2 separate regions of the Homo sapiens genome follow, and region 2 is linked to region 1. The links are chromatin contacts, found by Hi-C or POLR2A ChIA-PET in ENCODE. All regions are on one chromosome and are shown on one strand. The core of a region is the stretch at or near the end of the contact, and the rest is flanking DNA. Distances in the headings are between cores, read along the strand shown. Region 1 has its middle 41 kb from the start of LINC02615. Region 2 has its middle 46 kb from the start of PGRMC2.

Evidence for each region. Hi-C counts contacts between places; a loop is a spot of excess contacts on that map. ChIA-PET counts read pairs that join two places held with the same protein, here RNA polymerase II (POLR2A). Pooled maps may share reads with other maps.
Region 2: a map of mammary epithelial cell shows a loop between it and region 1 (2.6-fold over the local background). The contact joins two enhancer-like sites. A Hi-C loop is called at or near these places in 1 of 168 maps with a recorded cell type or tissue (mammary epithelial cell) and 1 of 50 pooled maps. POLR2A ChIA-PET finds 5 or more read pairs at or near these places in 2 of 52 experiments (AG04450 and MCF 10A).

What each region holds. Positions count from the first base shown.
Region 1 is chr4:128,385,629-128,388,547 of GRCh38, forward strand. No RefSeq gene overlaps it. Among named protein-coding and RNA genes, the nearest start is that of LINC02615, 41 kb to the right of the region's middle. RefSeq lists an enhancer at 2,042-2,919. Within about 2 kb of position 1,528, at least 27 of the 41 ENCODE cell types and tissues checked have a DNase peak (open chromatin) inside an H3K27ac peak, as active enhancers do.
Region 2 is chr4:128,240,177-128,243,095 of GRCh38, forward strand. No RefSeq gene overlaps it. Among named protein-coding and RNA genes, the nearest start is that of PGRMC2, 46 kb to the right of the region's middle. Within about 2 kb of position 1,560, at least 6 of the 41 ENCODE cell types and tissues checked have a DNase peak (open chromatin) inside an H3K27ac peak, as active enhancers do.

The sequences.
Region 1 (2,919 bases), core at 278-2,777:
TCGAGTAGTCATAAAATAATCCTCCTTTACTTGGTCTGCTTGTTTGTGCTTGCTAATGGTATGGTTAGAAGATTTTAAAGGTTAGACAACCACAGTCAATTGGTGGCTACACTGAATTATCATTTCCTGGAGACAGCAGGAGGCAGTGTAGTTTAGCTGTTAAGAGCATTGGGTTTGGAGTCAGAAAGCCTAGTCGAGCATCAGTTCTGTTTCTTACATGGCCTCTTAGTGGCTCAGTTCCCTCATCTGTAAAATGGAGCTAATTCCTCACAAGACCTTTTGCAAGAAAAATGTATGTGAATGTCTGGAGCACACATTAAATACTCAAAAAAGTTGTTGTGGGTGAGGGGAGGAGTGAGGGGAAGAGAGATTGATTTAAGGTCAGATCTGTTTGTTTATCATGAGTTCCCTGGTAACAAGCAATGGAGATGGGAGTTTGCTCAGAGCCGTCAGCATCCAGCTGTGAAAGGGAAACACTCAGGCTCTTTTAACTTTGAGAATGTTGACATAAATTACAAAACCAAGAAGGACAAATGGCAATTTGCTGCTGTCAGTATTATAAACATCAGTGTGAGGGTGGACAGTTTAGCTCAGATGAGTCATTCCGGGTCTGTCCTGTCTTGTCCAGAAGCTTCACTTGCATAAGATGGGGTACCATTGGCAGAGGAAAGAAGCAAGCTAAGGACCCAGTCTGTCTTCTTACTGCTGGAAATAGTGGCAGTGGCTGGGCTGTCCCAGGGTTTATTCACTGTTACAAGGTTCTGAAACTTTAGGGGGTATAAAACTCAAGTGGGGAACTTGTTAAAAGGGCACCTTCCAAAGCCTTATTCACAAACATTTCAATTCAGTAGGTTGTTGGTAGGGCCCAGGAATCTGCTTGTTTTCTGGCTCTCTAGGTACTTCTAACACAGGTGCTTAGAAACTACACTTTGAAAAAGACAATTCCAGTGAGATTGGGCAGAGTAAAGTTTCCGTGTAGGAGGAGCTGCCTCTGCCAGGCTTTTCCCCAGCATTATGGTTTGCTTCTAAAAAGGAAGCAAACAACCAGAAAACAAAAAAGCCAAATTTGCTTTATTTTGAGTCAAAGCACCACTTAATAACTTGTGTCAATTGTTTCTCACAACACTGCATGAAAGACTTAATATTAATTCCATTTGACATTAGAGGAGTCGGGGACTTTTGGTGCAAGCATGAATTAGAGGCAAACATTGCACAGGTTCTTCAGTTTGTCTCCAGCCATCTGGGTATTGCTAAACACATCTGTTTCTTCTCTTGGAGAGGATGCCCCAGTGTTGTCACATGATTTAAATTATGGCAAGAGTGGAGGTTCCGTTTGTCCACTTCCCTGGTTTGCAGGGATGGCTCGGGGGAGCCTTGCTTTGCCGTGACTGGCATTCATCCAGGGCCCGGGCATTTAACTCTGAATTTTGATTTGGGCATTTGCCTGGTGTGATATTCTGCCAGGGCCTTCCCAGTCTGTTCTCTGCTGTTTTGCTCCTGAAGATTTATGGCTAATGAAGGGATAAAGAAAGGTCGTGGCGAGAGGCGGCAGCATGTGGTGGTGACTCATGGTCTGGGCCTGGTGTGGAGCCAGTTTGGGTGGAACGCTCCACTGGCTGCTGTGCCTGTTTTCACGTGGCTCTTTGCCACAGCCCTGCAGGAGGCAGTTTCTTGCCTGTCTCTGGTCAGAGAGGCCTGGTGATTCTGCCTGTCTCCTGCTGTTATGGACTCAGGTCAGGGCACTAAAGCCTGGCGGCCTTTTGACAAACAGTCTCACAAATGGGAGCTCAGGAGACAGTGGGATGGGCCGGTCCTGGGAAGGGCTCCAAAGCCACTCCAACGTGGGGGACACAGTAGCAGCATGGGCCGAAGGAAGTCAAGTGAAGCTACTAGCAGGACAGGGTTTCTCAGCCTTGGCACTGTTGACATTTTGGACAAGATAATTCTTTATTGCGGGGCTGCACTGTGCATTGTAGGATGGTGAGTGGCATCCCTGGCCCCTACTCACTAGAGGTTAGTAGCCCCACAGCCCCTCTCAGTTAATGCAACCAGCAAAATCACCCCTGGTTGAGAACCACTGTGGTAGGTTGGGTTCCAGGCATGTGGCCAGGGTTAAGAAGATCCATCCACCATCCTGTTTTTATTGAGTACTTACCACGTGGCAGGCATTCTTTGCATTCATTATCTCATTTAATCCCCATAACAACCCTAAGATGAAGGAACTCTATTGCTCCCATTTTCTGGATAAGAAAACTGAAGTTTATAAAAGTAACTTGCCCAAGGTCACATAGTGTGGGGCTCATATATGTGTCAGATGCCCTTTCCTCACCCTGTGGCCATATGTAATGAAGCCATAATATGGAAGCCTGGGAGAAAAGCTGCAATGCGTGACAACAGCTGGCATGTAGTGTAAGGGGGTGCTGCCTGTTGAGCTCCAGGGCTGAGATTGAGGAGTCTAATTACAAACCCTGTGGAGATAGTTAAGGGCTTACATGAACTTGAATACCAGGTGGATGATTCAGATAGAGATGGAGCTACTGGAAATGCCATGTAGGTTGGGGGTTGGTTGCAGGTAAACTTTTACCTATGCCCAACTGTTGTCCCTCACTTGTTCATGACACTGGATCCCCTGAGATATGACTCCTGATGTGAGCCCAAATGTGCTTTTTCCACTTCAAATACTGCTCATTGGACTGGGGTCTCTCACCCCAACCTCCATTCCTCCTTAGGGACCAGCCCTTCTCTTGCCTGAATCTTAGCTTCTTCCACTGACACCACGCTGCCTTGGGTTGGGACATGCCTGAGCTATGACATGTACATTGAAATGACTAGACAACACGAGGTTGCTCGTCACCTCTGGCACAGTAAAGACCCTGGGACATGACAACTGAAGCTGGTGTGATCTCCAGTGCATGTAAA
Region 2 (2,919 bases), core at 310-2,809, 150 kb before region 1:
TCCATTTCTACAAATAATTTAAAAATTAGCCAGGTGTGGTGGCACCTGCCAGTGGTCCCAGCTACTTCAGAGGTTGAGGCAGGAGGATCGCCAGAGCCTGGAAGGTTGAGGCTGCAGTGAACACTAAGATCACACCACTGCCCTGCAGTCTGGGCAACAGAGTGAGGCTATGTCTTGAAAAAATAAACCAAGGAAACAAAAAACAATAGTTGTCGAACCTAGAACAGAACAAGAGCATAGTCTCGTTATCCCCGGTAGCCCAACTTTGTCGAAAAACTTACTAGGCTGGGGAATGCGGAGAAGAGTTCAATAGGAAAGAAAGTGAGCTATTGGTTGGAGTCCCAAAGAAGGGGTCCTATATCACCCTTGTGCCCCTTCATCCTCCAGCCAAGTCAGATCAGCTTATAGAGACAAGCTGGGAGAGTCCACTTGCTTGTGAGAAGTAGCAAGGCCCACAGGGCATTCCTGAGGCCACTGTGGCAGGGAAGATCAGGTGGGGCTCTGGCAGTCTGAGGGATGTCCTGTATGCTCAGCATGCTTGGAAGAGTGGCTGGCAAAAGCCTGAGAACAGGAGATCTGGAGGGGCCTCACAGCTAGGAAGCGGGGAGACTATTATATCAGTGGCTGCAGCATAGGCTGCGTGGTTGGAGATACCATTGAGGAGACAGCAACAGTGGACAACCAAAAGGGAATTTATTTTGGTGGATGCTAACATGAAGGGGTTGATGACAGAGCAATGGCACTGATGCCGTGAGCCCACAGAAGCCTTGTGGAACTAACTTGCCACTTCAGGGACAAGGCTGTGGGTGGGGAATGAAGGCAGGGAAAAAATTCATTTGAAAAATGCTCTTTTGGCCTCTCTTGGAGTAGCCTGGCTTTTGTCTCTGCTAACACATCAGACCAGCCCTGTCCTCCCCAGGATTCTCTGGGGACTCTGAGATGTGGTGTAGGGGACAGATTGGATCCCTAATTTGCTGCCGACCTCCTTTCTGCAAACTCTTTGGGCTAGATCAATGTGAGCGCTGCAAGGTGTAAGCAAGGGAAGCCATCATCGATAGCACACCATTTCCACTTTCATTCTGAACTCTTAACTGACACATTTACAGAACCTCTTACAAAAATGAAAAGTTCAAATATCCCTCTGTTGTAAAGAAACAAGATGGGCCCAGTGGAATAGTCCATCTTGTTTCTTTACTCTTTACATTTGGATGAAGAACCACACCATTTGGTCTTGGGATCCACTTGAAAACTCTCCAGGACTCAGATTTCTGTTCTTATTTCTCATAAGGCACAGTGTACGTGTGTCATCCTCTGAGCTGTCTGTGATGTTTTCCACCTGACCACAGCTCATGCTGTGTCTCCCACCATGGTCTGGTCAGGCAAGCTGTGTGTACACTTCTTGAGAAGGCTGATTGTTGTGAAAACCTTTGCCACAGAAACAAAAACGAGGGGCTGCCTCTTTCAGATACATTCGCCAGCAGCTTTTCTCTTATGACCTCTGGAACACAATTGCATCAACTCAGACATGTGACTGGGCAGAAATACCAGCTCAAAGACCATCTGGTTAAGAATGAGGCATACTTCCCAGCTTGGTGGATGGCAAAATGTCAAAATGCCCCAGGGGGATCTGCCTCATCTCTCATTCCTAAAATATTCACAGGCTGACTGTTTCTGACCCAGCCTCAAAAAGGGGGGTTTTCCCTGGCAGAAGCTGAAGTGATCCTGGCCTCAGGTTCTATGTCTTTTGGAGCACTGTCAGGGGCTTCTGTGTTTCTGGAGCTAATCTAAGGAATAAGTGTTGTTTTAGGACAGTCGTAATTCAGTGAAATTTATTGATGCACTCACTAAGTGAGCAGATACTGTCCTGGGGGTAGGGATACTGTTTTAGTCTTCCTGTGCTGCTATAACCAAATACATGAGACTGAATAATTTATGAAAAACAGAAATTTATATTCTCACAGTTCTGGAGGCTGGGAAGTCCAAGATCAAGGCAGGTTCAGTGTCTGGTGAAGGCCACTTGTTCATAGACAGTACCGTCCAGATGTCCTCACTTGGCAGAAGGGACAGAAGAGCGAAAAGGGGACAAACACTGTGTCCTCATGGGCAGAAGAGTGGAAGGGCAAACTTGCCCCTGCAAGCCCTTTATAAGGCACTAATCCATTCATGAGGGCTCCAGCCCCATGGCCTAATCACCTCCTTATAGCCCCACATTTTAATGCTGCTGCATTGTGGATTAAGTTTCAACATGAAATCTGGAGGGGCACAAACATTCAAACCACAGCAGGCACAAAGATAGTCAATTTCTGCTCTTAACAGATCAGGCAACGCGGGGAGGGTCTAAGAGAGGGAGGAAAGAGACAATAGATTAGATGCTGATGACACAGGGTGGCCATGCTATGACAGAGGTAGGTGAGCATAGCAGGGGAGAACAGATGAGGCACACCTCACCCCAGAGGGCTCATGGGAGTGGTGTTAGTAAAGGCTTTTTGAAGAAAAGGATCCTTGGACTCAGTCTTGAAGAAAAAGTTTGGAATTCGCTAGGCAAAGGTTGAGAGATTTCCTAGAAGATGAGATGAGATGTGCAAAGGTGCAGAGGCAAGAGAGGGCCTAGGGCACTGTACCACCTGGAGCGCATGATGAGAGATCAGATTGAAGATGGCAGTGGAGGCCCAGTGATGAAGGGCCATGAATGTAATGCTAACAGCTTGCAATTTGTCCTCTGGGGACAGGGAACCATTGGAAAGAGAGCCATTTTGTCAGTGGAGCGATCTTAAATGTGTGCTTAAGAGAATATATGGAACTGCGGGGACAGATCCCTGAGAGGGAGTGGGAGGTGAAGAATTGGAGAGGCCTTCTAAGATGATGAGGAGTTATATTTGGCAGAGCTGGGTGGGTGGGTGGGTGGGTGGGTGTGGAGTA